Regions from separate parts of the Homo sapiens genome. Here region 2 is linked to region 1. A link is a loop called in an ENCODE intact Hi-C map of the cell type or tissue named here. Cell type or tissue: mammary epithelial cell. All regions are shown on one strand. Links, peaks and the distances in the headings refer to the core of each region. The heading gives the core; the rest is flanking DNA. Region 1 holds the start of LOC124903964 (a long non-coding RNA gene). Region 2 holds the start of SLC13A2 (solute carrier family 13 member 2).

Evidence for each region. Hi-C counts contacts between places; a loop is a spot of excess contacts. Peaks named below come from ENCODE experiments on the same cell type or tissue, not always from the same donor. Only the 100,000 strongest peaks of a DNase experiment are listed, where the experiment ranks them.
Region 2: a loop joins it to region 1, with 3 times the contacts of the local background. A loop is called at or near these places in 5 of 110 quality-filtered maps.

Annotation. Positions count from the first base shown.
Region 1 is chr17:28,409,434-28,425,270 of GRCh38, reverse strand. LOC124903964 (a long non-coding RNA gene) reads right to left here and starts at 14,569. Exons shown (of 2, transcript XR_007065688.1): 1 at 13,960-14,569; 2 at 11,690-13,846. It also overlaps the pseudogene H3P41. In mammary epithelial cell, for the core only: a CTCF peak has its summit at 8,263 (motif pointing right); a DNase peak (open chromatin) is centred at 8,270.
Region 2 is chr17:28,459,524-28,475,360 of GRCh38, reverse strand. SLC13A2 (solute carrier family 13 member 2) reads right to left here and starts at 1,717. Exons shown (of 12, transcript NM_003984.4): 1 at 1,547-1,717. The coding sequence starts at 1,648. It also overlaps the pseudogene RPS7P1. In mammary epithelial cell, for the core only: no CTCF peak of the experiment used is centred there; DNase peaks (open chromatin) are centred at 4,170 and 7,690; H3K27ac peaks cover 633 bases.

The DNA of each region.
Region 1 (15,837 bases), core at 3,601-11,600:
ATGATCCTCTTTCCTGTCCTACTTGTGTCCTGGTTGTTCAACATTCTTCGTATTCTGAGAGCTACCATTCAAAGAAATTCCTCAAAAAAAAAAAAAAAAACAAAAAAAAAACAAAAAAAAAAAACAAAAAAACCACACACAGCCAGAATTTGTTGCTATTCCCCTTGCAAGTAGAGAACATTAAATGTTACAAATGGGCTAAATCTAAGATGGTGACATGACATCTAAGGAATAAATGCATAGGCCAGAAAATGGGTCCAAAACCACCTGCACTTGGGCCACGTTGTGAAGTGAATGCAGGAGCAGAGCGAGGAGAGAGCTGGAGGGTCCCGGGAATGATACTGCATGCAGGAGCCACCAAGGCAGTGAGAGTGCCCTCTTCTCCCCAGTTAAGCCTTCATTAATTGGGACACAGAACCTGAACGAGTCAGGTGAAGCTCATGCTACGTCTGCAAGAAAGCCCATGTTGGAGAGAAATCTGGGAATTCCATCAAAGGAAGGGTGGTTGAGGGAGCAGAGTTGTTCAGCCTGGAGCAGAGAAGCCATGCGGTCTTTTTTTCTTTTTCTTTTTCTTTTTTTTAAGACAGCTTTTCGCTTTATCACCCAGGCTCAAGTGCAGTGGCGAGATCTCAGCTCACTACGGCCTCTACTTTCTGGGCTCAAGCCATCCTCCTGCCTCAGCATCCTGAGTAGCTGGGATTACAGGTGTGCACTACCATGCCTGGATAACTTTTGTATTTGTAATAGAGATGGGGTTTCACCATGTTGGCCAGGCTTGTCTTGAACTCCTGACCTCAAGTGGTCCTCCTGCCTCAGCCTCCCAAAGTGCTGGGATTACAGGCATGAGCCACTGTGCCCAGCCTGATGCTGCCTAAAATATCACTTTTTCAGTTATCCAGCTATTAATCATAGCATGACAGGCACTGCTAGATGAGGCAAGACATATTCTCCTCGGAGAAGTAACAGTCTAGTACTCCGATGGGGGAAGTACAGGGCTCTGTGTCACTGCCTGTTCTGGACGGGGAATGGGCTTCTGGGAGCAGGAGGTATCCAAAGGCGAGTCTAGAAGGTTGAGCAGGAAAGAGTTTTTCCAGCAAACAGGCAGGTGGCGTGGGCATGGGGCCTTCTAGGCGGGGGCAGTAGCAGGCCCTTGGACTAGATGGGCAGTGGGCATAGTGTCTGGCATGGAGTGGGGGCAAAGTGTGAGGGAGCTGGCACCAGACCGGAAAGGGCCTCAGATATCATGCCAAGGGAACGATCGAAGGTTTTTAAGTAGCGGAGTAAGAAAACGAGATGCATTTTAATAGATTACCATGGAGAAAGATTTGGAAGCAGAGCAAGTCTGGAATATATGAGACAAGACCAGGCACAGTGGCTCATGTCTGTAATCTCAGCATTTTGGGAGGCCCGTGTGGGTGGATCACTTGAGGTCAGGAGTTTGAGACCAGCCTGGCCAACATGGTGAAACCCCATCTCTACCAAAAATACAAAAAATTAGCTGGGCGTGGTGGCACATGCCTGTAATCCCAGCTACTCAGGAGGCTGAGGCATGAGAATCACTTAAACCTGGGAGGCAAAGGTTGCAGGGAGCCAAGATCATGCCATTGCATATCACGTCAGTGCACGCCTGGGCACATCAAGATCCTGCCAGTGCACGCCTGGGCAACAGAGCAAGACTCTGTTAAAAAAATAAAATAGAGTAGAATATATGAGACAAGTTAGGGGTTAGTTGGAATAGTCCAAGGAGGGTCTGGGATGGTGAAGTGACAGTGGGGACAGGGATGAGGACAATGAAAAAGCTACTGAGGTGGTGGAATAAGGGTGAGGGGAGGCAGAGAAGAGGTCACAGAAGGCCTCATTCACCAGGATAAGATGTTTTGGTGGAGTTTGGAGGGTGGAGGGAGTGACTAGTCTTGTAAAAAAGCCATTCTGTCTATGGCAGCAGAACCTTGGACACCCAGGTCTAGGCTCCCAAATGCTACTTTGTCAGGACAGCTAGACTGTGTTTGGTTTTCAGAGGCTGAGACACAGTAATCAAACTCATAAGGGACTGCCTGACAGGTCCAAACACCAACGTGTTAACTCTCAGTGGGAATCAAACTTTAAAAAGCCTGAATAGATCTTCCCAGGGACCTGCATGCATGTGCCAGTCCATCAAGCGCCCTGGAGGCCAGAAGGTCATCAGAGGTCACCAAAGGAGAAGAAAGATGAAGATGTGCAGGTGGGTGGCCGGGGAATCTGTAAGGATATTTATGAAAACTTTGAGCAACTTGCTCACAAGGGACTGTCTTGTCTGCTGTTGAATCCGAGGTGCCTGTAGAAGTGAAAGCTTGTGCCTGCCTGACTGCATGCAAATCACCCAGAATGGTAAATTCCATTCCAGGTAATTTACCCTGGAATGGATGAACTACCAAGTTCTTTCTTTCCCTTTGATCTCCATTTCCCAGATGCCTCCTATTTCGGGCCACTCTGGTGGATACATTTTTCTACTATGGGCAGTGCTTTTATTTTTATATACTGTGGAAGTCAAGGATATAAAAGTTGAGCAATAGATTTACATATCATATGATGGAATCCACTCTTAGAGCTCAAAAAATGCTATAAAATCCCTATTTATAATATAAATTTCATGAGTAATTTTTACACTGAGTATTATTCAGTGTGCACATGATTTTTTAGTAAATCTTCAGATTATTTCTATAACAAGCCAATGTTATTTTAAAAAGCAAACAGGGGCCAGGTGCAGTAGCTTATGCCTGTAATCCCAGCACTTTGGGAGGCCGAGGCAGGCGGGTCACTTGAGTGAGGCCAGGAGTCCGAGACCAGCCAGGCCAACACAGCAAAACCCTGTCTCTACTGAAAATACAAAAAAATCAGCTGGGCATGGTGGCACACACCTATAATCCCAGCTACTCAGGAGGTTGAGGCAGGAGAATTGCTTGAATCCAGGAGGCAGAGGTTGTAGGAACCAAGATCCGCCACTGCACTCCAGCCTGGGCAACAGAGTGAGATTCCGTCTAGGAAAAAAAATTAAATTAAATTAAAAAAAATACAAAAATTAGCTGGGCATAGTGGCACACACCTATAATCCCAGCTACTCGGGAGGCTGTGGCAAGAGAATCACTTGAACCCGGGAGGCAGAGGTTGCAGTGAGCTGAGATCATGCCACTTCACTCCAGCCTGGGCAATGGAGCAAAACTCCATCTCAAAAAGAAAAAAAAAAAAAGAGAGAGAGCGAGATTGAAGAGCCTTAAAGTGCTCTTAGAATGCAACACGTGGGCTTGTTTGAAGTCTAATTCAAACACACCAGTCATAAAAAGATGTTTTGTTGAAACAGTTATTGAGTACCCAGTATCAGATCGTGTCAAAGAATTGTTAAATTTTAAGGTGTGGTAACAGCACTGTGTTTATGGAAGAAAATGTCTATATATTAATATTTTAGAGATGCATGCTAAAGTATGTAGCAGTGAAATGACACTACACCATGACATTTGGCATGTCTTAAAATACTTGAGCAAAGGGAAAAATAGATTAATCTGTAGCAATATTTTGATAATAACTGTTGAACATAAGTGATGATATATGACGGCTCATTGCATGACTCTATTTTGCGTATGCTAGAATTTTTTTTTTCTTTTTTTGAGGCAGAGTCTAGATCTGTTGCTCAGGCTGGAGTGCAGTGGCACAATCACGGCTCACTGCAACCTAGAACTCTTGGGTTCAAACAATGCTCCCACATCAGCCTCCCAAGTAGCTGGGACTACAGGTGTGCGCCACTACACCCAGATAATTTTTTTGTATTTTTTTGTAGAGACAAGGTTTCACCATGTTGCCCAGGCTGGTCTCGAACTCCAGGGCTCAAGAGATCTGCCCACCTCAGCCTCCCAAAGTGCTGGGATTACAGATTTGAACCATTGAGCCTGGCCTAAAATTTTTAATAATCATAAAAGTTAGGCCAGGCTTGGTGGTTCACATCTGTAATCCCAGCACTTTGGGAGGCTGAGGCGGGTGAATCACTTGAGGTCAGGAGTTTGAGATCGGCCTGGCCAACATGGTGAAACCCCGTCTCTACTAAAAATATTAAAAGAAATTAGCCAGGCGTGGTGGCATGCACCTGTAGTCCCAGCTACTGGGGAGGCTAAGGCAGGAGAACTGCTTGAACTCAGGAGGCGGAGGTTGCAGTGAGCCGAGATCGTGCCACTGCACTTCAGCCTAGGCAACAGAGTGAGACTCTCTCAAAACAAAACAAAACAAAACAAAACAAATAAATAAAAGTTAAAGATGGAGTAAACAGTAGCAACAATAAAAGTTTAAGTTTCTAGGGCAGTTTCTTATCACTCAATTCTCATTTTCTCATCTTAGGAGACAGAAGAAATTTATTTTCAGGTTGGGAACAAGGACTTGCTGATGTTGATTTAAAAACATTTTTTTAGAGACAGGGTCTCACTCTGTCACCCAGGCTACAGTGCAGTGGCATGATCATTGCAGCCTTGGACTCTTGGGCTCAAGGGATCCTCCCACCTCGGCCTCCCAAAACCCTGGGATTACAGGTGTGAGCCACTGCGCTCAGACCCTGATGCTGATTTTTCAGCAGGAATTTTGTAGACAATTGATGAGTAGGAGATTGTGATGTGGGTGTTGATGAGTTTTAGTGACTTGAAAATTTTCAAGAGGAAAGTGAACGCAGCTTTCTTTGCTTGAGAAAGGATTCGGTAATGGGCTGGCTGTCCAACAGCTCTCCGCGCCTGGGAGGCAGCAGAGGGCAGGAGCGAGAAGTCTGGCTTTCCATGCAGACTGACTGGGGTTCCAGTCCTGTCTTTGACTCTTAATTAGCCACAGTACCCTTGATAAGTCCCTCAATCTCTGTAAGCCTCTGTATCCCCTCTATAAATAGGGAATGTAAGGTTTTATAAGGATAAGTTGAGATATTTCAATGTTTACTCCATAAATACTCATTAACCATTAGCTACTGCTATTATTCTTGCTGCATTTGGGTCACTTATATTTCTTTGTTGTTAATTCTTTTTTGTAATATGACTTGCAGTTTCCTAAAATATGTATACAGGGAAAAGTGAGAGGATATTCCACTATCCAGAAGCTGGATAACTGCTCACATCCGTTTTTACGGTTCTCTTTATTTCATAGGGATCAGCCCGCTCTCGCCACATAACCTGTAGGATCCCCAGGGCAGATTGTGAGTGATCCTTGCACTCACAACTAACATTCTTACACATCTGGAGAGTGATTCAAGTCTATAATAGCAAACAGGTAAAGTATATATTTGAATGGAGATTCAGATACACACATTCAAAAAGAAAAACGAGGACAGAGTATTTGTTCACTGTTGTTCATTTTTAGAGCGTCTGACATAGTGAACTTTTTTTTTAATTTAAAAGTAAACTTTAATGTCGAAAATGCAAACTTGGGGAGGGCAGAAAGACCACACACAAGGCTGCCACTTCACACTTGGAGGGTTGCACGCAGAGGCGCTCCTCACTTCCCAGATGGTGGGGTGGCCAGGCAGAGGCACTCCTCACTTCCCAAGCTGTTGGGCCGCCGGGGAGAGGCGCTCCTCACTTCCCAGACTATGTGGTGGCTGGCCGGGCAGAGGCGCTCCTCGCTTTTTTTTTTTTTTTTTTGGAAACAGGGTCTCTCTGTCACTCGGGCTGGAGCGCAGTGGTGTGATCATGGCTCACTGTGGCCTCGACTTCACTTCCCCAGGCTCAAGTGGTCCTCTCATCTCAGCCTCCTGAGTAGCTGGGACTACAGGCACAAACCACTATGCTCGGCTAACTTTTTCTTAAGTTAAAGATGAGGTCTTGCTGTGTTGCCCGGGCTGGTCTTGAACTCTTGGCCTCAAGTGATCCTTCCACCTTGGCCTCCCAATTAGCTGGGACTACAGGTGTGAGCCACTGCACCTGGCCATAATGTGCTTTTATGAGAGGTCCATCTTCCTCTCTCTGAGGATGCACAATCCACACGTTTATACTTCATTAGGCCATAAAGACACTGTAAGAGGCCAGGCGCAGTGACTCATGCCTGTAATTCCAGCACTTTGGGAGGCCGAGGCAGGCGGATCACTTGAGGTCAGGAGTTCGAGACTAGCCTGGCCAACATGGTGAAACCCTGTCTCTCCTAAAAATACAAAAATTAGCTGGGTGTGGTGGCAGGCGCCTGTAATCCCAGCTACTTGGGAGGCTGAGGCAGGAGAATTGTTTGAACCTGGAAGGCGGAGGTTGCAGTGAGCCAAGGTGGCACCACTGTACTCAAGCCTGGGTGACAGAGCAAGGCTCCGTCTCAAAAAAAAAAAAGAAAGAAAGAAAAAAAAGAAAAGAAAAAAGGAAAAAAAAAGCACTGTAAGAGACTCTGGGACTGGGAGCAGTGGCTCACGCTTGTAATCCCAGCACTTAGGGAGGCTGAGGCGGGCAGATCACAAGGTCAGGAGTTTGAGACCAGCCTAACCAATATGGTGAAACCCCGTCTCTACTAAAAGTACAAAAATTAGCCGGGCGTGGTGACGGGCACCTGTAATCCCAGCTACTTGGGAGGCTGAGGCAGGAGAATCACTTGAACCTGGGAGGTGGAGGTTGCAGTGAGCAGAGATCGAGCCACCGTACTCCAGCCTGGGCGACAGAGCCAGACTCCGTCTCCAAAAAAAAGAGACTCTGGGCCAGGCGCTGTGGCTCACGCCTGTAATCCCAGCACTTCGGGAGGCCAAGGGGGGGTGGATCACGAGGTCAGGAGATCGAGACCATCCTGGCTAACATGGTGAAACCCCATCTCTACTAAAAATACAAAAAAATTAGCTGGGCGTGATGGTGGGTGCCTGTAGTCCCAGCTACTGGGGAGGCTGAGGCAGGAGAATGGCATGAACCTGGGAGGCGGAGCTTGCAGTGAGCTGAGATTGCACCACTGTACTCCAGCCTGGGAAAAAAACAAAAAACAAAAAAATACTCTGGAGGGAGAGGGACAAGGTACAAGGCTTGGAAAGGAAGACCAGACACTGGCAGCAGCAAACTACCACTGCAAACAAGGTCGAGAATTAGGGCTCCTAGAAGAATCCTATGTTGGTGTTCATCTGTGTTCTAGTTCACACCAGTAGTCCTGAGGTGGACTTTCAAAAAATCCTTAATTCACCATGTTAGAGATTTCACATTCCCATTTCTTCGTATTTAATTAATTAGTTTTAATTTATTTTTATTATTTATTTTTATTTTTGAGATGGAATCTCACTCTGTTGCCCAGGCTGGAGTGCAGTGGTGTGATCTTGGCTCACTGCAACCTCCACCTCGTGGGCTCAAGCAATTCTCTTGCCTTGGCCTCCCGAGTAGCTGGGACTACAGGCATAAACCACCATGCCCAGCTAATTTTGTAATTTTTGTAGAGACAGAGTTTCACCATGTTGCCCAGGCTGCTCTCGAACTCCTGGGCTCAAGCTATCCTCCCATCCCGGCCTCCCAAAGAGTTAAGATTATAGGCATGAGTCACTGTGCCTGGCCAACAGGTTTATTTATAATTATTATAAAGTTGTACTGCTAAAACTTGTTCACTGAAACATTCTGACTTGCATTGATGCTTTACCTCCCTGCATTTATACTAAAAACTCATACACAGATGAAAATGGGAAAACGGCCAATTGATTTCTCTCCCTTATTTTTCTACTCTCAATCATATACTTAAGACCCTATGGGAAAAAAAACCTGACATTCAGAATTACCAGTAATAGGAAGAAGAGAAAAATATTTTGGGAATGAAGTGTTTCCCATCATAGTTAATTCTTAAGCACGTTCTCTACGTAGGCAGTGTGTTAGCTGGATGTCTTTTGGCATAGTTGTTACACGTTTGGCATGGGTTGCACACAACTCGGTGTCTTCAAAAGGCCAAACAGACAGGCCTCACTTCCCTCCTGCAAAACACCAATAGCTGCGCTCTGGAAGCACAGATCTGTTTTTTGTTTGTTTGTTTGTTGTGACGTGCTTTCACCATGTTGGCCAGGCTGGTCTCAAACTCCTGGCCTCAAGTGATCCACCCAAACTGCTGGGATTACAGGCACCAGCCACCTGTAATGGTGCATGTGCCTCTGGGCACGTGAGCCCACCGTGCCCGGCCAACACAGATCTGTTTTAAAGTTCTGAGCAACTTTTCACACCAGACATTGGAAGGGAAGTTTGCAATCAGAGGTTTGGTGGACTTCTGAGCATGTCTACGTTCCCGGAGTGCCACAGTGGCAAGCCTGTAAGGATAGGGTTTCTTCATCTCTGCAGTAGAGGGCGCACTCTTGCAAGCGGCTTTTGTAGTCAGTAGCTCCCTGGGTGCTTTACCACAGGTCAATTTCAGGCAATTGGCTTTGTATCAGCCATGGTATAGAGACCTCCTTACTCACTCGCTTCTCCTTGTATAGAGTCCTCCTTTATCCTTCTCCTTGGGCTGTAGCTCGGCGAGCTAGAGGAAGCTCAGGGTTAGAGAGCAACAGTGGCATGGCTGCAGCTGCAAACATAATTGACTTCCTATCCTTACCTGAAAGATATCAGCACTAGAGTCGGCCCCAGTGTTCTCCGTTTTTCCACTCACTCTCATGAAATAAGGGCAAATGTCAGCCAAATGTCAAAATAACTGCGTAAAAAAAGCTAAAGTGAGCCGGGTGTGGTGGCTCATGCCTGTAATCCCAGCACTTTGGGAGGCTGAGGCGGGCGGATCACAAGGTCAGGAGTTTGAGACCAGCCTGGCCAACATGGTGAAACCCTGTCTCTACTAAAAATACAAAAAATTAGCTGGGCGTGGTGGTAAGCGCCTGTAATCCCGGCTACTCGGGAGGCTGAGGCAGGAGAATCGCTTGAACCCAGGAGGTGGAGGTTGCAGTGAGCTGAGATCATGCTATTGCACTCCAGCCTGGGTGACAGAGCAAGACTCCGTCTCGGGGAAAAAAAAAAAAGACAAAAAGAAAAGCTAAAACGGAGAAGGCACCACAGGACAGCCTCAAGTGAGGCAGGGCTGTGAGGCTGTGCCAGTTTAGCCTACCACAGGGGGCTTAGGAGCATCGGAGTTAAACATGAAAAAATCAATTCTGGGCCCATGGAGGGTAGCTGGCTACCTGGACAGGTTAACACCTGGGGAGTGCGTCTGCTGCTGTCATCCACCTAACCAGCTAGGCCTGGGCGGGGTTGCACCTTTTGCCTTCTCACTACCCCTGACTGGGTTTCAGCCTCAGATATGCTTCCCTGAGATTGCACTGGCCATAAAGATTAGGCCTGCCTGTCCCTAGTGCACCCCAGTTCCACCTTTGAGAGAAGAGCTACTCTCATCCCAGAATGTGTTGCATCTTGCTTGTTGGAGTCTCTAAGGATTACCTTATCAAGAGGCACCTTTGCTTCATTCCTCAGTATTAAATGTACAATTGATCCTGACTTAACCCATTGTGATCTGACTTCTATTTTTTTCCTTTTTTTAAAAAAAGATCTCACCTGCTGAAACTTCTGGGGTGACCACTGTTGAGTTTCAATTGCCAACGTTTCCCTAGACCTCTTTCTGTAGTACCTGGCATGTCACCACTCTCATCTGCAATTCTCTCCTTTTGGTTTAATGCTCCCTTCTGCTGCTTCTCTTCTTCCTCTCTGCCTGCTCCATCTTCCTCCCTTCATCCCGAAACGGTTGTGCTCCTTACTGACCCCTGCCTAGGCTCTCTGTCCCTTGTCATATCCTCTCAGGGTGGTCTGCTACTCCCAGGCTCTATCACACATATGCCGATGGCTCCTAGCGCTGCCCATCCTTGTTAGCTCTGGGTAGAGCTGCCCTTTGGAGCCCCCTCCACCAGGACATCACACAGGCACCTCAATCTCAGTAAGATCCAAATTGAACTCCTGAAGGTGAGGCGCGGTGGCTCACACCTGTAATCCTGGCACTTTGGGAGGCCAAGGCGGGTGGATCACTTGAGGTCAGGAGTTCGAGACCAGCCTGGCCAACATGGTGAAACCCTGCCTTTACTAAAAATACAAAAATTAGCTGGGTGTGGTGGTGTGCGCCCATAGTCCCAGCTACTTGGGAGGCTGAGGCAGGAAAATCGCTTGAATCTGGGAGGCAGACGTTGCAGTGAGCTGAGATCACACCACTGCACTCCAGCCTGGGCGAAAGAGAGAGACTCCATCTCAAAACAAAAACAAAAACAAAACCAAAACAAAAACAAAAAACACCCAACAAACTGAATTCCTTAGAGGCATCACCTGGCCCCTGCCGACTTCTTGACTTCTTCAGCCTCACACTGTCTCCGCATGGCTATAAAGTATAGCAGTACCAGATTGTAGTGGGCTGGCCACTAAGGTGTTCCTTATCGCTAATTAAATCGGCCTAAAATGGGAGAAAACAGAATGCTTTTCAGATGCTTGGAATAGTAGCTTGGTGTTGTGTCACAGTGATTCCATCGCTTTATGTTCAGAAAGCCTTGGTCCACGCCCTTTAAGAAACCTGGGATCCTCTTCCCAGGCAGCAGCACAGCACAGGAAAGGGGCTGCAAGCTCGAAAACCTATAGGACCAGGCATCCTCTATGAGTGGAGGTGGGTAGTGGGGGAGTGGTGAAGTGGAGAACATATCCCACAGCTAAAGGGAGGGGACAGTCCCTTCCCAACTTCAGCAAGGTATTGCCTGATGTGAATGTTGCCATCATTTCTGAATTTTCAAGGGAATGCAAAAACCTGGATTTTTCATATGAATCTTCCAATTGTTAGATGTTGGCAACTAATTCAAAATTTAAAATACACGATGTGAGCCGATTATTTTTTTGAAAACAAGTGTGAATCAAACAAAACACATCTGTGGGCCATATCCAACCCCTGGGTCACATGTCTGTGAACTATTGAGAGTACAAAGTGTGGAGGCTTTGGAGTCAGACAGACATGGGCTGAATATCAGCTCTGTTACCCTTTAGCTGTGTGTCTTTGGGCAAGCCACATAACCTAATTCCTCATCTATAAAGCAGGGATCACAATACTTACCTCACTGAATTATAATGAGGATAAGAGATCATATATGTAAAGTGGCTGGCACACAGCAGTTCTCTAACTAAAAACTAACTATTACTGATCAGCACTATTGACAGACCTACAAAAAGAATGTATGTACATGGTCAGCATAGGAAAGTATGGTACAGGAACACCACCAAGGAAGTGCCACAACACTTCAGTCCCTAGAGGGCAGTTCTCAGCGGTGGCTTTCCTTGTGCCTGCTCTCCCTACTGCAAATCATCCTCCGTCCCTTGGCTCTGATTTGCGGCTCACCTAGCACCTTCCCGATCCCTGCTTCCATCTTCTATTTCCCTGGCACTGGGAATAGGCAGCCCTAGATAAGTGATGTGGCCATTACAGCCTACGAATAGAAACCCCGTGTTAGAAAAGAGCCTTCTGATTTGCACCCCCGTCTTGCTTGAGTTTAGTTCTCTGGTGCACTAAAAAAAAGTCAGGTGCTCCAGGGCTTCACAGCTGGGCTTCTGAGCCTGGGACTGGAGGGAGGGCCTGACCAGAAGATATCCTTCCTGAGACCAAATGGAATCCCTAGACATTACCCTCTATGTCACCCCCAAACTGTGTCAGCCAGGAGGCGCTCCTGCAGGGTCTCCCAGAGATCAAGAGACCTGGGCCATTTTTCTTATTTGAGAATCCAGAGAAACTAAAAATAAAGACTTGCCAAGACAGGCTTTCATAGCATATTTTAAATATTTATGTTTAATAAATTAACACGTTGTAACACACAATATAATGCTACTTAGCTGTATTAGTCACAGCATAATTACAGAATTAATATATACATATATATTTATACATACACACATATATTTTCTTGCCCCATGGGTCCCCATGAGTAAATATATTCATAGAGAACTATAGAAATTGGGACACCAGTTAAAACTGTGTGACTTTTTTTTTTTGAGACAGAGTCTCTCTCTGTTGCCCAGATTGGAGTGCAGTGGCATGATCTCGGCTCACTGCAATGTCTGCCTCCTGGGTTCAAGCAATTCTCCTGCCTCAGCCTCCCAAATAGCTGGGTCTACAGGCACGTGCCACCAAGCCTGGTTAATTTTTGTATTTTTAGTACAGACAATGTTTCACCATATTGGCCAGGCTGGTCTCAAACTCCTGGCCTCAAGTGATCTGCCTGCCTCCGCCTCCCAAATTGCTGGAATTACAGGTGTGAACCACCACCTCCGGCCAAAACTGTGTAAAGTATGCTCTTCTTTCTTTGAAAGCATTGGTGGGGAGTTAATACAGGCAGGACTTAAGGGGTTATAATCCTTGACATAAGGGAAGAAGGCAGAAATGAAATAATATAATTCACCCAAAAGATAAGAGAGGAGAAGTAAAGAAACAAAACAGGTAGGAAAAGAAGAAAAGATTTGGCAAGGCTGGGTGTTGTGGCTCATGCCTATAATCCTAGCACTTTGAGAGGCTGAGGTGGGATGATTCCTTGAGGCCAGGAGGTCAAGACCACCCTGGGAAACATAGTGAGACACTATCTCAAAAAAAAGATTTTTAAATTAAAGGAAAGATTTAGCAAGATGGTAGACTTAACCACAACTACATCAGTAATTACATTAAATGTAACTGGACTAAACACTCCAACTAAAAGACCAATTTAGGGAGTGAGTCTCTGGGACTGAATGTCTAAAATTGAAACGCTTTGTGAACATGAGGCCTTGGCTCATTTTCCTTCAGGGTGTCCTATGATGACTTCAGTACCCCCAACAAAATAGGTGTCCTTGCTGTCTCTCAGAACTTGCCTTTCCCACTGTACAGAAAGCCCTTTATCATGTCTTCTCTCTGTTGTCCTGGAGACTCCTTTTTACCATCTCATGCTTCAAAATTCAGCTCCTCTGTGAATCCTTTGACTTTCTCTTGATGACACACACACACCTTCTCTCTGAAATTATTCATCCTACGGCATGCTTTTGTTATTGTTATTTGAGATTTGTTGTGCTGCTTCCCACTAGCCTGAGGACTCATAGAAGGAAGGAATTATGTAAATTCTTGTCTGTAACCTCAGCACCTAGCAGTGGGCCTGGCAGGCGGTAGATGCTAAATGAATAGATGGATAGATGCAAAGGCTCTAGCAAAAGGAAAGTGTTTAAAATGAAACCAAGGGCAGGAGGCCAAAGACAGAAAGTGTTTTGTGAAATCTCCCCCATGCGGTAATGACATCTTTATGCACTTAATGCACCTCTAGCCCTGTACTTCTCTGAATTCTGGGTAGCATCCCTCTGTAAGGCCCAACTTTTCCTCTCACTTGGGACAGCCTCACTTCTTTCTGGTGAAATCCCTCCTACCTTCAAGCCCAGTTCAACAGCAATCATCATCTCTGGCACCTGGACACAGCCACATAAAGTTCACAGCCATACATATTTTCTCATTTGACCCAAACATCCACCCCATAGGTAGATATTATTACTTCATTTTTCACAGACAAGGAAATAGAGGCCCAGAAATTATTTCATTGATGAGAAAATTGAAGCCAGAAAGGGACTTGGTCAAAGTCTCACAGCGATGGGGGCATAGTTGCAGCTTCTACTCAGTGCTGGGAACACCCTTAGTTGTGACAAGGATGCTGCTTTGACTTTTAGGGTTGCTATGTGAGAAGCAACATCTCAAAAAGGAAAATAGCTTTTCTCTCATGCTGTCTCCTTCCTTCCTCTCAGTGTCTAAAATCATGAAGAGCTCTTTGGAAGCTGTAAGTGGCCTCTTGCAAAAAGGAGGCATAGGTTTTGGGTGGAGGCTGTGATAAGACTGCTGTTTGGATGAAGAATCCCTGTTGCAATCTTCTCTGTCACAGTGGTTGTATAGACAGCCTCTCGTAGGCATTATCCAACTGGAAGCAAAGAGAAACCCTTATGACTTCCAGGCACTTCCCCAAAGCCTCTCAAAATTTACTGAGTACATATCCTGGGGTTGGACAACACAGTTTTTAGTGCCAGTACTTACCATTCCCAAGCCCATGGCAGACATCAAGAATGAATCGCAGGACTCCTTCCCACAAAGCTGGAAAAATAGCCCATCTCAATGTAGCAATCCAGACAGATTCAATCAATTGACTGGAGTTGATGCATGTCATCAAAGTTATTTAACATTTTATCTTATTGCATGTCAAGCCCAGGGATAGGGAATACAGAGGTGAAAAAAATTTTCTCTGCCCTCAAATCTGGAGGCAGGACATAGGTAGGGGTTAAGAGGAGACAAACCTGGGAACACATATTTATAACCAGGTTAAGTTTAAAACCAGGGTTAAATGTATGAACCCAGTATTGTGGAAGTACATATTAGCCAATGACTAATTCCGCCTAGAAGTGAGACACAGAGGTGGGTTTTGAAGGATGAAAAGGAGCTGAATAGGCCAAGCAAAGTAGGAAGGGTATTACTGGCAAAGAGACTAACATATACTAAGGCTTAGAATAACAGAAAGCACTAGAACAGGTAGGTGTAAGGAAAAGAAAACCTGTACCCAGAGTGAGAAAAACCATTTCCCTTCATCCCTCTATGCTGTAGTTACATCATCTGTAAAAATAATAATACCTGGCCGGGCGCGGTAGCTCACACCTGTAATCCCAGCACTTTGGGAGGCCGAGGTGGGCGGATCACTTGAGGTCAGCAGTTTGACACCAGCGTGACCAACATGGTGAAACCCTGTCTCTACTAAAAATACAAAATTAGCCAGGTGTCCCGGCACATGCCTGTAATCCCAGCTACTTGGGAAGCCAAGGCAGGAGAATCGCTTGAACCTGGGAGGCAGAGATTGCAGTGAGCCGAGATCACGCCATTGCACTCCAGACTGGGCAACAAGAGTGAAACTCCATCTCAAAGAAAAAAAAATTGTAATACCTATCTCATAAGGCTGTAGTCAGGATTCAGTAAGATAATGTATGTAATGCCCTCAGTATGGTGCTGCCTGCTTCAATAAAAGTCAGCTCCTAGTGATGTCTCCAGAACATCAAGGAGCATGAAGCTGATATTTGGCAATTGAGCCAGAATACATTTGAAGGAGAGGAGTATCATCAGATTTTTAAAATGTTTATGTTTTCCATGATTAAAACATATGTTTATATCTGTTTATATCAGAAGGGTTGAAAACATTTTAAATAGAAGAAAAGAGAATCTTACCTAACCCTACTACCACGCAGAGAGGACTTCTGTTAATATATTGGTGCCATGGTTTCCAGTCTTTACTCAGTGCAATTCTTTTCTATGCCTATGACCATACCACATAAACAAGCTCTCTGTTTTTTCTACATACAAATTATTATGTAAGCAGTTTTCCATATTATTATAATCTCTTTGAACATATCATTTTAATGACTCATATTCATGGAGTGGATAGACTATAATTTACTCAGCCATTTCGCTACTGTTGGACACATAGGTTGTTTATCTTTTTTTTTTTTTTTTTACTCTTGTCAATATAATGTTATGGGAGAATATCTTAGCACATAAGGCTTTTTTCTGTACTTGAGACTATTTCCTTTAGATAGAGACCTACATGTAGAATTAGAGGCTTCAAGGGTCTTGATTAAAGGCTACCAAATTTTTTCCTGAAAGGGTGTATTTACACTCCTTCAGCAGTATTTGTTTCACTGTAGCCTTACCAGCTTTGAGCATTCTCATTTTAAACAAAATCATTGCTAATGTGTTGGCTGCAAAGAACAAGATCAAAGGCACAGTGTTTTTCTCACTATTCAGAAGCTGGAGAAGAGCTCATTTGTGTGTCTCACATGCATGTTCTGTGTTACAACCTCTCAGTGCTTGGTTTTTATCTGTTTACTGAGGGAGGGATCTTCAGGTTATTATCACATATAGTTAAAATAGTAA
Region 2 (15,837 bases), core at 4,148-12,147, 50 kb before region 1:
CAGGACCAGAGTCAGGATGGGGCTGGCAGCATCTGTGAGCCAGAGGCAGGTAGCAGGGCCAGATACGGTGCACAGAAGACAGGGGCTCCTAACACATCCCAGTCTCACCAACAGGCATGGCTTCTAGCACTGACTCAGGATTTCCTGTGTGACCTGGGCAAGTTACTGAATCTTTCTGTGCTGTGCTTCCCCAGGTCGAGGGGAATTGGGAAGAAATCAAAATCCCTGTCTGGCTTCCCTCCTGGGGTTAACACACTTGCCCCAGCCTGTCGGAAAACCCATCTGATGGGTCCCTAGCACTGAGATGCCACCGGCTTTGGCCTGAGATGAAGGTCATCTCAAAGGTCAGCTGGGCCTTGTTACTGACCAGGTGTCAGGGGCCCAGGGGCTGTGCCACTATCACCCCCAGTCTCTCACCCCTTTGGGATACCATGAACAAAAAAGTCTGACTCAATTTCTCTATCTATGACAAAAGGAAGAAAATGGCTTGATGGGCAGTTCTGGGGGTGTGGGGTGGGGCAGGAGGCAGCAGGGTGGAGAGAAGACATGCTTTGGCACCAGATCACACCCCCAGCTCTGAACCTCCCAGCTGTGTGATTTGCCAGAGGCCGACTGACTGAAGATTGAACTTCAAGGCCTTCCCCCTGGACCCTTCCCAAAGCCCCAAACTAATTTCAGATTAATACTTTTGTGTCCTTTTTCTTACAGAGTGGGGCCCAAAAGTGTATAATATCCAAGTTCCATGAAACTTGGATCTGCCCTGGGACTTTGACTAAGTGACTTAACCTCACCTTCCCCATTTGTCAAATGGGACAGTCAGGCCTGACCTCTTAAGATGGTGGAAAAGGTTACTGGGTGCCTAGGGCAGGGCAGGCATTGGCGGCTTGATTTAATGAGAGATGAAGTTATGACTTCTGCTGGGGGCGGAGGAGGAGGCAGTGACGCCTGGTTGTGCCCAGCTCCCCCTCCATCCAGGGCACAGTTTTTGTGCTGTCTACCTGCAGCGGTCCCCTCTTCCAACTCCCACCCCTCCTCCTCCACAGACTTAGCCCTTGAATCCACAGGTGAACTCTTTCTCTTCCTGTTTATGCTCTTAAAGATGCAGACCGCCTGCAGCCAGCTTTCTCCTATTCTCCTTCCAACCCTCTTCACTCTGCTGCTGCTTACCCAGCCGTCCCCTCCCCACAGCCAGCCCATCTCAGCCGCCATGGAGCCCAGTCCAGGGCTAGGTGGGCACACAGTAGGTAGATCAGCTCCATCTGCCCCCCTTGCATCTTGTTGATGGAACTGGTTTCCTGTTTCCTAGGGCAGTAGGTTGCAAACCCACCTAAGTAATTCACGCTGGGCTCCTACAACTGGGTGCCAAGCAAAAGCCCCTTTGACCTCCTAGCCCTCAGTCCTCAGGAGGAGCAGGGGGCGATAGCCTCACTTCCAGGGCAGGGGCAGTGAGGAAGTTATGCTGGATCCTAAGGATGCCCAACCCCGGCCCAGACAGTCCCTCCTCTGCCCCCTGGAGTTATCTGTGCTCAGAACACCAAGTCCTTACCTTACTGGGGACGAGGATGGGCAGAGGCAGCAGGAGAATGGGCACGAAGAACACGATCAGGTAGGAGCGATAGGCCCACAGGGCCTGCCAGCAGGTGGCCATGGTGTGGAGCAGCAAGGGCTGCTACAGCCACTGCCTCCAGGAGCTGGGTAACAGAAGGACCAAAGATGCAGCCAAGCAGGCAGGTGGCAGGCTTATATAAAGCCAGTTGAGTGTTAACCATTGACCCAGTCTGGCAATCAGAGTGTTTTTGGAGTTGGGGAGGTGAGAGTAAGGAGGAGGGACCCACAGGCGGAGTAAAGATCAGGAAGGGAGAGGGAGAAGGAAGGAGGAAAGAACAAGGATTAAAAAACTTCAGGTTCCTTCAAGAAGTTAATCCCAGCGTTAACTCCTTCTGTTCTTGGAGGCTGCTGAGGGTGGTGCTGGAGGAGCTGGAGAAGGAAGGAGAGTCCCCCAGCCACCCTCCACAGGCAGCCCCCAAGCCACCTCCGCTGGCCCGGCCTTTCCTTTCTGCTGTTCTCCAAAGCTAGGTTCTCAGCTGAGCACTTTATGTGACAGCCTGGGTGGGGTGGCCCTGCCCTGCCCACAGAGATGCCCTAGGAATTTTCAGTCTAAGATTGACAGTAGCTAAGGCCTGGAGCAAGTCCTCCTCCTCCTCCTTCCAGGTATCGAGGACCATCAAAGTCCCTGGTCCTGACTACATCTTGTGTGACACTGATCCACCGACTTAACCTCTCAGAATTAGCCACTTCCTTATTCTGCAGTAATATCTTGCTATTGTGAGGCTCAAATTAGACAACTTATATATGTTGAGCTTTGATGCATGGCAGGTGTACGATGAAGGTTAGTTTCTTTCAGGCTCTTCCTAGCCCCCTCGCCCCCCAGCAAAGATTGTCTCTTATTTTGGAAACATACTAGATCTCTCATTTATCCATCATCCATCCATCCATCCATCCATCCATCCAACCATCCATCCATCCATCCCTCCACCAAGCAAGTATTTAGTACCAATTATGTATTCAGCCCTGTGCTCAGTGCTAAAGATACAGAGATTAAAATGCTGCTGCTGCTGCTGGTGGTAAAGACTGACATTTGCTCAGCACTTAGTACAAGTCAGTTACTGTACTTCATCAACTCGGTAACTACACCATGGGTTAGGTGTTACTATTCCATTTAACAGATGGGGGAACTGAGGCCAAAGGACATGGAGCCAGCCAGAATTCACACATGCATTATGGGTATCCTGAGGGAGGTCCAAACCAGGGCAGAAGCTCTGGGTGAAAGGCACCAGGCAAGGGCTCCTGGAAGAGATGGCATCTGAGCGAAGGCTTGAGAGCTCAGTCTTACTTGGCACGAGGTGATAGGGGAAGGGGCACAAGGAGAGGGAAGAGTGAACGAAGGCCTGGAGGGTGGCAAGTGCATGCGTGTGTGTGTGTATGTATGTTGAACGGAGCAAGTTGTAGTTTGGAAGAAATTGTGGGTCTTATCTCTGGCCAGACCCTCAGTCTCCTGGCGCCCTCACCCCTCCTCACCCTGACTGCACGCAGTTGAAGGTCAATGCATGTTTCTGAGGTTATCAGAGTATGATGATCCGTGTGTGCTAGGATAAGGAGGCGGGGTATCAGGGAGAATGTTTCAGGCAGCGAAGACAGTCTGGGAAGAGATGCAGAAGCGTGGGGACGTTTAGAGAACAGAAGGTTCTGCGTGGTTGGAATGTGGATTTGCGGGGGACAGGATTAAGAGCTGATAACTATAGTTTTAGGTGTACCATAGCATGGCCTGGGCTGTTATGCCACCGAGACACTCCTGGAGCCAGTGGATCTTTTAGAGAAAGGCCCCTGGTGCTTTCTGCAGGGCGGTCCTAGAGGTCAGAGGGATCCAGTTCGAGGGCTCCTGGAGCGAGGCCAGGCTGGTGGGATGCTACAGTAACAGAGTACAGGCTAGCCACCCCAGCCCCCCTTCAGGCATGGCTCCTTCACTCCCACACAGTGGCCTGCCACCTGCCCAGGGCAAAGTAAGCAAGAGCCAGGAAGGACAGGGAGAGACAAAGGGTTTCAGACACTCAGGACAATGCCCCGATTCTATCTCACCTTGGTGGAAGCCTCTCCCATGGCCTGAGGCTTTTAAGGAGCCACAAAAAAAAAAAAAAAAAAAAAAACCAGGCCCAGCTTCACCATGTGTAAAATCTGCATCCCAGTTTACCTAACTCTCCATACCAATTCTGTGATGTAGGCTCAGGGCAGTGAGGTTACTCGTCTAGAGTCACACACCTTGTGAGTAACAGAGAGAATGCAGATTTGTTTCCAGGAAGGCTGTGCCCTTGGCTCAGCCCTCCATTCTCTGGTCTCCTTTGATGGAGCTGGGACAAAACTCAATGTTTTACTGAGACCCTCTGGCTTCCCCCTACAGCCCTCTTCTAAGACATAGGCTTTTGGGACCTTCTTTGATTCTTTTTTGAGGCCCAGCACTGGGGGGCTATTGCATCACCAGCAGCCAGGCCCCATCAGTGATGAATTCATCTCAAAGCAGTGATGAATTCCCAAGGCCAGCGGGAAGACTCCAGCTGTCATATTCATTACAAAAACTTCCCCTTTGCCTGGGAGTCATGGCCAGGGCCCCACTCTGCCAGGTCTTATTCAATATTCCCTTTTGCCCCACCCCCTTCTCCTTTAATTAATGCAGCAGATAACTGTGGTTTTTTGCATGGCTCCTAATGAACTGTGAGTAACATACGGTAGTTGCCTGGCTGGCTTCTTCAGTCTTTGCTGGGGCCTTCCCTGTGATGGGTCTCTGTACTATCTCAGGAAGGAGTCACTACCAGGAAACACCTACCCTGCACTTTGTCCATTGCCTCTCCTGGACAGGGCTATCGGAGATTGGCTGCAAGTCCTTGGGGGAGAGGAAATGGTCTCTGGCTTGCAAGAGCCAGCTTGTCCTCAGAAGCAGGTGGCTGATAAGCTGGAGATAGAGCTGGGGCTGGGTCACAAAGGTGGCTTTTAGGAAGTTTATATCTGAACATGTGAGGCAGGCCTTAAGACAGGGGCCGTTGAGGCAACCCAGCATTGTGCAGGCTGGGCCTGGGGCCCACAGGGGCACAACTCCAGGGATCCTAGAAAGCCAGGATGGCTGGACATATTAGGGAGCATCAGGAATGATTTCTAAGACCTGAGACTGCCCAGCCTAGAGGAGAGAAGATAGGGTGTGGGCAGGGACAGTCATCAAATCCTTGATTGAAGAAGAAGGGATGTTCTCAAGGACAGACAGGATCACAGGATAGGGGGGCTAGGGAGGCACCTGGGCTGTTTTCAAGAAGACCACCCTCCCTCGAAAAGAAGTGCCCCTCCTGGGTGGCTGGCATGCCCTGGGGAACGGTGGACTCGGGGGTTGGGCATCGTGTTTACAGCTCTGAGAATCCCAGACCCCAAATCCGACTCCAGGTGCTCTGACCACTCCCCTCATCTTCCATTGCCTCTCCAACTGGGTCCACAAATTTTTTGTTTGTTTGTTTTGTTTTGTTTTGTTTTGAGACAGAGTCTTGCTCTGTCGCCCAGGCTGGAGTGCAGTGGCGCGATCTCGGCTCACTGCAACCTCCTCCTCCTGGGTTCAAGTGATTCTCCTGCCCCAGCCTCCCGAGTAGCTGGGACTACAGATGCGTGCCACCACGCCCAGCTAATTTTTTGTATTTTTAGTAGAGACCGGGTTTCACCATGTTGGCCAGGATGGTCCCAATCTCCTGACCTTATGATCCGCCCGTCTCAGCCTCCCAAAGTGCTGGGATTATAGGCATGAGCCACTGTGCCCAGCCACAAAATTTGTTTTATACGTGTTCAAATCCACCCCCCTCTGCAACTCGCGAGGTGCTCAAAAGGTGCCTAAATGTCCCTATAAGATCCAGTTCTCCCTTTCCTCTTTCGCCTCAGCCCTCACCACTCCTGCCTGCAGTCAACAATATGCCAGACTCAATTGTTTTCAGATCCTCAGTTGGGTCCTGCAGTTTGTAAAATCTCCAGGCAGTTCCCACGCTCTTGCTTCTCCTAAGCATATTCTCCCTGACTCCTCCTCCTTACCCTACTGGTTCAGTCTTGTTTACCTTTCAAGCCCTAAGACCGAACTTTCTTTGTGAACTCTCATCACAGACAGGATCAGGACCCCTGCAAAGTGCCCTAGATATCAAAACACATGTCACGCTGCATTGCATTCTCCTGATAACCCATCTCTGTCCCCCACAAGACTACAGGCTCCCTCCGGGCACAGACTGTCTGGACGGACCTGGCACAGAGCTGGTACTCAACAAGTACGTGTTGAAAGAATGGATGGCTGGATGGGTGGGTAGATGGGTGGATGGGATGCCCATAAGATAATTTGTAAGGTTTACGCCAGAGAGCCAAGCCCTCCTTCCAGCATGTTCTGGAGCTAGTCCCCGGAGCTTCAGGCCGGACATATAGGGGCCATTGGTCAGACCACCAGGCAGAGAAGTGAATGGATTTTCATTACCATCAAGACCGTGATGAGGAGATAGGGAGTAACCCTTCCAGAGCCAGCCCTGTTGGAGGCTGGGCAGGGACCCAGGGAGTATTCTGATCCTAAAAGAGATCCGAGGCTCATTTATACACAATCAGTCCAAGAACCACCTTCTTGCATCACCAAGTAGCAAGGCCCATTCTTTCTCCTTCTAAGTCTCCAGGCCCAGCTCTCTTTAAACATTGTGATAAAACACACATTTTAATGACCACCTGAAACCTTTTTCAGTGTACAGCTCAGTGCTGCTAAGTATATGTACACTGCTGTGCAACCAACTTCAGAACTTTTCATTTTGCAAAACTGAAACTCTATACTCATTAAACAACTCATTTCCTCCTTCCCCCAGTCCCTGGCAACTACTTTTTTACTTTATGTTTCCTTGAGTTTGACTAGTCTCAGTACCTCATAGAAATGAAATCATATGGTTATTTGTCTTTTGTGAAAGGTGTATTTCACTTAGCATAATGTCCTTAAGATTCATCTATTTTGTGTATGTGTCAACATTTTTATGGCTGAATAACATCCCATTCTATGTATATACCACATTTTGTTTATCCGTTCATCTGTCAATAGACATTTGGGTTGCTTTCACCTTTTGGCTATTGTGAATAACCCTGTTATGAACGTGGGTGTACAAATATCTCTTTGAGACCTTCCTTTCAATTCTTTTGGATATATACCAAGAAGCAGTATTGCTGGATCATCTGGTAGCTCTATGTTTCGTTTTTTTTTTTTTAAGGAAATGCCATGCAGTTTGCCACAGCAGCTGCACCATCTTACATTTCCACCAACAGCGCACAAGGGTTCCGATTTCCTCACAGCCTCAACAATACTCATTATTTTTTTTTTTTACTGTGAATATATACTTTTTATTTAGTCATTTTTGTTTACAATTGAAACTCTGGGAATTCAAAATTAACATCCTTGCCCGTGAGCTTCTTATAGACACCAGAAAAAGTTTCAACCTTGTGTTCCACATTGTTCTGCTGTGCTTTGTCCAAATGAGCCTTTATGAGCCGGCTGCCATCTAGTTTGACGCGGATTCTCTTGACCACAATTTCGCTTGGGAAGACCAAGTCCTCGAGGATGGCATCGTGCACAGCTGTCAGAGTACGGCTCCTGGGACGCTTTTGCTTATTTTTTGTACGGCTTTTTCGAGTTGGCTTAGGCAGAATTCTCCTCTGAGCGATAAAGACGACATGCTTCCCACTGAACTTTTTCTCCAATTCGCGTACTAGCCGGACTTGGATTTTCTGGAAAGATTTCAGTTGAGGAACGGGAACAAAGATTATGATAGCTTTCTGACCACCACCAACTTCAATTTCCTTAGCTGCCGTAATATTCAGCTCCCTGAGCTGAGCCTTGAGGTCCGAGTTCATCTCCAGCTCCAGAAGAGCCTGGGAGATGCCGGACTCGAACTCGTCCGGCTTCTCGCCATTGGGCTTCACAATCTTGGCGCTCGAACTGAACATGGCTTTCTCCTGGGAGAACTTGCCGAGCGCCGGCTTAGGAAGAGTGTTTTGTCTTTTTTAAAACAGCAGCCATCCTAGTGGGTGTGTGGTGTTTCATTGTGGTTTTGTGCTTGCTTCGGCAGCCCACATATTAAAATTGGAATGTTGCAGAGAAGATATTTCGTTGTGGTTTAGACTTGCATTTCCTTAGTGATTAGTGGTGTTGAGCAACTTTTCATATACTTGTCCACTTGTATATCTTCTTTGGAGAATGTCTATTGAAACCGTCTGCTAATTTTTAAATTGGGTTACTTGTTTTTTGTTGTTGTTGGATTGTAAGAGTTCTTTATATATTCTGGATATTAACCCCTTCTCAGACGTATGGTTTACAAATATTTTCTTCCATTCTGTAGGTTGCCTTTTTATTCTGTCGATTGTGTCCTTAGATGACACATGCCCAGCTCTTTTGAGGACTCTTTCTCTCTTTGTTTTCTATTTAAACTTTCGTTTGGTATTTATTTTAAGCTGATTTCACCTAGCTCAATGTTGTGAGGAGGCCCTAGAGATAGGAGGAGGTGGTAAGATTAATGCTGGCTTCCAATCTTTGGGTCCCTGAACCTGATTCCATTCATTCCTTATCTACCCATGTATTCATTCATTCAGCAAACACAGAGTTTTGGAATCAAACAGATCTGGCTTTGAATGCAATGTTTCTCAGTTCTCTCTCTGTAAAGCAGGGGAAAACTGGACATGTAGTCAAGAGAGAAGATTTGATGCTAGAAACATCAAACTAGAAACACTATGCAAAGGGCCTGCCCTGGGTGGACACTTCATAAACAGTAGCGATTGTCATTTCTCAGTGGCCAGCAGTGGGCAGATGCAGCCCTTCTCCAGGGTCCCTTAAATCTCAGGGTTAAGAGAGTTCAGCTTCAGTTTATTTTCCCAAGAGATTAAGTGCTGTTGACAAATCACAGCAGTGCTCTGACCAAGCCTCTCCCCACAGTGGCAGTGATAGTGACAAAGTCTCCCTCCTGTCATATGTTCTGACCCTGAAGGCAAGGAGGCAGGGAAGACACTCTGCCTAACAGGGAGCCAAGGGAGCCCATGTTTGTGATGAGCAGAGTTTCTGTGAAAGACCTTTCACCAAAAGCAGCAGGGTTGAATCATGTTGCCCTGGGTTGTGTGGCGATAAGATAAGCTGAGCTACTCTGCACTGTTTGAACCGTGGAGCTCTCTGACTAGAAGAGCTGCCTGACTGGGAAGGCTGCCTGGAAGAGGAGCGACGCTTCATTAGTCCTTCCCCTCTTGCCAAAGAATCCTCCTCTCCTGGAAGCCTAGGAGGAGCTTCAAAGCAGACGAGGTGGGGAGGGGGTCCTGGGGTTCTGGACCCCACTTCTAACCCTGGCTCTGCTCCCCACTGCCTATGCCACCTGTTCCTGGTCTTTGCGAGTCTCAGCTCCTCATCTGTAGAATGAGCATAGGAAAAATACCTGGAAGGTGCGCGGTTTATGTGAGAAGATTCATGAAGAGTGCCTGGCACGCGTTCGGCCCTGAGCAAAAGCTGATTTCCTTCTCCTCCCCTTCCTCCTCAGCCTCTGCTTGCAACTCCACTCTCCAACTTCCACAGGCACAGGCGTGCACCCCCCTGGCTCAGCATCCTTGGGACTCCCACGCTCTCCCCTCCCTGGCTGCACAGAGCCTTGACTTCCGGCTTGTGTTGCCTGCCTCCTTTTCCCTCCAGGAGGAGAACTTTCTCATCCCTCAGGAGCAGCTCCCACCTGCCACCCTTGCCTGATATTGTGGCCCATCTTGATGACACTGTTCCCAAGCCCCTTTGAGGACATACTGCTCTGGTTTTTGGCACAGACCATACTTACTTTTGGTGGTAAGGATTTGTCCTTGGCATGCCCCCAGCGGGGCTGGGAGTCTGGAGAGCAGAGCTGGGATCTGAATCACGCACCTTGGGTGGGTAGCTCAATGCGGACCGCCACGTGTGCAGCACTCCATGTGCCCAGTGCTCTTCTTGGAACAGGGGTCTGAACGATGGTGGTGGCTGACAGATCGACCACACATGACTGACAGATGGATCCCCTGGTCCCCTTTTCAAGCATCCAGTACTCTACCCTTCCCCCACCCCATACACACATACTGACCTTCTTCCTTCACCAAGATGTCATAGTGGAGCCTCTTACCATTTAATTTGCAAAGCCTACAGGTCCCTAGGGCAGAAGGGCATCCACGCTCTGTGTCTCTCCCCAACCTTGACACCCTGAACACTGTATGTGTGCCCTTAGGGAAGGTACGCTGATAGTTCCCATCCCAGAGTGCTGGGGAGTAGAGCTGGAAAAGAGGCTAGAGATGATCCAGGCCAATTTCTTCATTTCATGCTGAGGAAACTGAGGCTCGGAGAAGTTGGGAGACTTTTGAAGGTCACACACATTTGGCACATCCTGGCCTAGAACTCAGGGGTCTCCCTCTATTAATTTTACTTTAACAATTTGTCAACATTAGTGAGTCCCCACTGTGGGCCAAGCCCCAGCTAAGCATTTTCACACTCATTCTTGCATTGAACTCGGATCATGTTGTTTGAAATTGATACTATTATCATTGAACAGAGGGGGAAACTCAGGCCTCAGAAAAGGAACATGACTGGCTCAAGGCTCATGGCTAGTAAGTGGCCAAGTGAGGACTTGAACCCAGATCCTTCAACTGCCAGTTTAGCACTCTTTCTGGCAACCTTGAGCCCCTCCTTGGCAATACCAAAAGGTTGCTGAGGGTGCTGGCACCTGTGCCCCGCTAAGAGGAAAGGCCCATTGAGATGCTGGGTGGCACAGATGATGGCAAGGGCCCTGAACAGTGGCTTTCTGGCAAAATGTGGCCCTGTTTTGCATAACATGCAAATAAAATCTCATATTCCTCAGGAATTCTGCACAACAGCTCCCTGGCTCAGGGTCGGCAGAGTCCCTGCTGAGCAAGCCTTCCTAGCCCTGGCTGGACTCACATCTCCTCCTAGACACCCCTTGCAATGCCAGCAGCTTCCATACCCAATCCTAGGGCCAATACTTTTACCTTCTTTGGGCTTTGGTCTCTTGGCCTCAAATGGGATGATGATGGTGTATGTAAAGGTATTTCTTAGTCCAGGCATGGTGACTCACACCTATAATCCCAGCACTTTGGGAGGCTGAAACGGGAGGCTCACTTGAGGCCAGGAGTTCGAGACCAGCCAGGCCAACATGGTGAAACCCCGTCTCTGCTAAAAATACAAAAAAATTAGCTGGGCATGGTGACACATGCCTGTAATCCCAGCTACTCAGGAGGCTGAGGCAGGAGAACTACTTGAACCTGGGAGGTGGAGGTTGCAGTGAGCCGAGATCGTACCACCAGCACTCTAGCCTGGGCAACAGAGTGAGACTCTGACTCAAAAAACAAAAAAAAAAAGGTACTTCTTTCTCCACTGAAACACTACTTTAGGGAGGTCAAGGCTCCATTAAAATACCTTTAGCCTCCACATATGCTTCACACTAACAACAGTTGTGGCTTGTGATTAAGCACCTACAACATTCTAGAACTTAGTTACATCCCTGCAACATCCTGTTTTATGGATAGGAAAACTGAAGCACAGAAAGGTTAAGCCAACTGACCTAGGTCACACAGCTAGTAAGTTGCAGAGCTGTGATATAATCTCAGGATCATTCAATTCCAATTCCAGGGCTTTTTCCATGACATCACAACATCTTTTTGTTTGCAATTCAAAGTCCTTCCTCCATAATCTGCCTCAACTTTCCTTTCTAATCCCAGTATCAATCAGACAGGCCCACTTAATGGTCCCCTCTGGGTTTACTACCTGGGGTAGTCTCCCCTATCTCTCCAATGGCCTAAATGTATACTTATTTTGGGGCCATTCGTATGAGTGTTTAGGTACATGTATGTATATGTACGTAGGGTTTGTGATATATATATGTACATATGTATGGTGCATATGTATTTGTTTGTAGTATGTGTGTTTGTGTGAATGGATTTATGAAAGTTAGTGTGTATCCTGGACTCATGCATGCGTGTGTTAGCATACTTCAGTTTATGACCAGCGTGGGCAACACAGTGAAACCCCGTCTCTACTAAAATTACAAAAATGAGCTGGGCATGGTGGGCATGCCTGTAATCCCAGCTACTCGGGAGGCTGAGGAAGGAGAATTGCTTGAACCCAGGAGGTGTAGGTTGCAGTGAGTTGAGGTCGTGCCACTGCACTCCAGCCTGGGTGACAGGACAAGACTCTATCTCAAAAAAAAAAATGTTTCCGTCTACACATATACTGTGTATTTCAGTGACTGGGGGAGCATTTGACAAGTACCATATGAAGTGTTAATATCATTATACCTAATGAGAGAGAAAAAAATCCTGACAGCTTGCAATTGGCCCATAGGGTAACCAACTGTCCTCGGTTTCCCAGGACTCTCCCAGTTTTAGCACTGAAAGTCCTGCATCCTGGGTAAGCCCTTGGTCCCAGGTAAACTGGGGTGGTCACCCTACTGGCCTGGCAACCAACAGCTAGGCTGTCATGTTCTTTGCTGAACATGACAAAATATCACAGAATATTGACATCAGATGAGGCTTCTCTGTGACCATGATAGAACAAGGCAAGATCAAGGACACTATGACACTCAAAATGACCAAGCATCCTTCTCCCTTGGCAAACATGAGTGACTACCATTTTCTTTCTTTTTTTTTTTTTAACCGACGACAACTCTAGCCCTGCTTGGACCCTCCTACCTCCTAGATAAAAATTATTAAGATGCCCAATGATCAAATTGCCCTTGCTTCCCGACAGTGCTCAACCCAGAACAAACTCTTGCTTCCTTAAATACCCTCCAAAATCACCCAGCACAATTCCAAACAAGCCCATCCTCACTGCCTCTTACTAAGACATCCCGCAGTCCCCCACGGTGTATGCTCCTTCACTGCAGCAAGTCAAGAAACCTAACTTTGTTCAATTACAGGTGTGCTCCTGGTGCTATTTAGTTACTGGGCTTTATCATTGAGTGAGAGTCTATCAAAATCTCTGGTGAGCAGAATGTATCCATTCAACCATCATTTGCTAAACAAACATTTTCTGAGTGGCCAGGTGTGTTGGCCTATGCCTGTAATCCCAGCACTTTGGAAGGCCGAGGCAGGTGGATCACTTGAGATCAGGAGTTTGAGACCAGCCTGGCCAACATGGTGAAACCCTGTCTCTACCAAAAATACAGAAATTAGCTGGGCATGGTGGTGCACACCTGTAGTCCCAGCTATTTGGGAGGCTGAGACAGGAGAATTGCTTGAATCTGGGAAGCGGAGGTTGCAGTGAGCTAAGATTGTGCCACTTTGCTCCAGCCTGGGAGACAGAACAAGACTCTGTCTCAAAAATAACCCCGAAAAGACAAACAAACAAAACACATTTACTGAGCTCTTAACTATGTGTTAGGGTGTCAGGCACTATGCTGGGCAATGGGGACAAACCTAGGGGAGTTTATGGTTTGGTGAGGGAGACAGACTATTAAATAATGACAAAAATAAATATGCAGTTAAAGACCATGCTAAGTGTTGGGATCCATATTTAGTGGGTCATGGGATATTTAACAACACCTAACCCAGCTTCACTGATCAAAGAAGTACCTCATTCAAATCTGGATTCCCCCGGCCCCCACACAAAAAATCTGGATTCCCCCAATCCTCTAAGAGCCAGCCTTCCAAAGAGCCTCTTGGGTTGTTAAAATTCTACCTGCAGCCGAAGACCTATTTGGAGTTGGAGGCACAGAGAGGCAGAAGTTCTCTATTTCTCCTCTCAGCTTTCTTCCTTTAAATGAGTTCATTGGGCCAGTCGTGGTGGCTCACGCTTGTAATCCCAGCAGTTTGGGAGGCTGAAGTGGGTGGATCACCTGACATCAGGAGTTCGAGACCAGCCTTAGAGACCAGCCTGGCCAACAGGATGAAACCCCACCTCTACTAAAAATACCAAAGAAATAAAAAATTAGCCGGGTGTGGTGGCAGGCGCCTGTAATCCCATCTACTCGGGAGGCTGAGGTAGGAGAATCGCTTGAACCTGGGAGGCAGAGGTTGCAGTGAGCTGAGACAGAGCCATTGCACTCCAGCCTGGGTGACAGAGTAAGACTCCGTCTCAAAAAACAAAACAAAACAGAAAACCAAAAGAGTTCATTGGAGCCCTGTGTCATAACTCTTATCCTAGGAGATGTTTAAGGTCTTAGTAGCAGCTAGAGATTGGGAAAGTGGGTCTTTGGTAAAGTAAGCCAAACTGGGAGCCGTGTCAGCCTGGCCAACATGGTGAAACCCCGTCTCTACTGAAAATAGAAAAATTTAGCCGGGCATGGTGGTGTGTGCCTGTAATCCCAGCTGCTTGGGAGGCTGAAGCAGGAGAATTGCTTGAACCTGGGAGGCAGAGGTTACAGTGAGCCGAGATAGCTCCATCACACTCCAGCCTGGGCAACAAGAGCAAAACTCGGTCACAGAAAAACAAAAACCAAAACCACCAAACAATATACAGGCCCTGGGACAAACTGTTGCCTGGAACGCGATGTCATTTCTCAGAGCCACACGCAGGAGGCATGGGCGTCACATGTAGGAGGCATGGGCCACCACAGGATTCCCAGCCCAGGCGCAGCTTGAGGGTGGGGTGGGGGCATGGCCAGGGATGGGTGGGACCGGGCAGCCCAGCTACGCACCTAACAGGTGAGCAGTATCTCCAAGCCGCTGCTACAGTGCCAGCCCCAATCAGGGTGCCCTGAACAAAGGCATCAACCCTCCTGACCAAGCATGAACTTGTGCCGCCCAGATTGGAGGCGTTTGTGGCTTTTAAGTTATCTTGGGGCCACATCTTTATATTCCACCTTTAGTCTGCCCTTGCCTGAACTTATTCATCTTGTGTAGTCTCATAGGCCCTGAAAGTCCTTTTTGAAACAAAGAAGTAAACAAACTGAAATGCAAGACTTAAACTGTACCTAATAACAAATATTTTATACTTCTCTAAGACTAAAGACTCTTAAACAAAGTTGAGACACGAACTTGCTGGGAAGAAAAATATGTGGAAGAGCCAAAGCAAAGTATATATAAAATATGAAAAACTCCTACAAATCACTAAGAAAATGGCTGAAAGTCCAATAGGAAAAAGGATTTGAGGCTGGGCGCGGTGGCTCACGCCTGTAATCCCAGCACTTTGGGAGGCCGAGGCAGGCGGATCACGAGGTCAGGAGATCGAGACCATCCTGGCTAACACAGTGAAACGCCATCTCTGCTAAAAATACAAAAAATTAGCAGGGGGTGGTGGCGGGCGCCTATAGTCCCAGCTACTCGGGAGGCTGAGGCAAGAGAATGGTGTGAACCCGGGAGGCGGAGCTTGCAGTGAGCCGAGATTGTGCCACTGCACTCCAGCCTGGGCGAAAGAGCCAGACTCCGACTCAAAAAAAAAAAAACAAAGAAAAAAGGATTTGAACAAGCAATCTGCAGAAGACATTAAATGACCAATAAACCTAAAAAAGCTACTGAATGTCAGCAATAGTCGAATAAAGCATTATTTGCCTAACAGATTAGAAAAAAATTTAAAGAATTGGTGATTGCAGGGGGAAATGGGCTAACTTTTGAGTGGTACTATAAATTTGTATGACCTTTCTGGAAGCAATTTAACAGTGACTATCTCAAAAAATAAAAAATGAAACAAAAAATAAAAACAAAAACAAAACAGTAACTATCCTAATTTTATTTTTATTTTTGGAGGCAGAGTTTCGCTCTGTTGCCAAGACTGGAGTACAGGCAGGATTCTGGCCCACTGCAACTTCTGCTTCCCAGGTCCAAGCGGTTTTCCTGTCTCAGCCTCCTGAGTAGCTGGGATTACAGGTGTGTACCACCATGCCCAGCTCATTTTTTTTTTTTTTGTATTTTTAGTAGAGACAGGGTTTCACCACATTGGCCAGGTTGGTCTTGAATTCCTGACTTCAAGTGATCCACCTGCCTCGGCCTCCCAAAGTTCTGGGATTACAGGCATGAGCCACCGTGCCCAGCCATTATCCCAATTTTATTTATTTATTTATTTATTGATTGATCATTCTTGGGTGTTTCTCGCAAAGGGGGATTTGGCAGGGTCATAGGACAATAGTGGAGGGAAGGTCAGCAGATAAACAAGTGAACAAAGGTCTCTGGTTTTCCTAGGCAGAGGACCCTGCGGCCTTCCGCAGTGTTTGTGTCCCTGGGTACTTGAGATTAGGGAGTGGTGATGACTCTTAACCAGCATGCTGCTGCCTTCAAGCATCTGTTTAACAAAGCACATCTTGCACC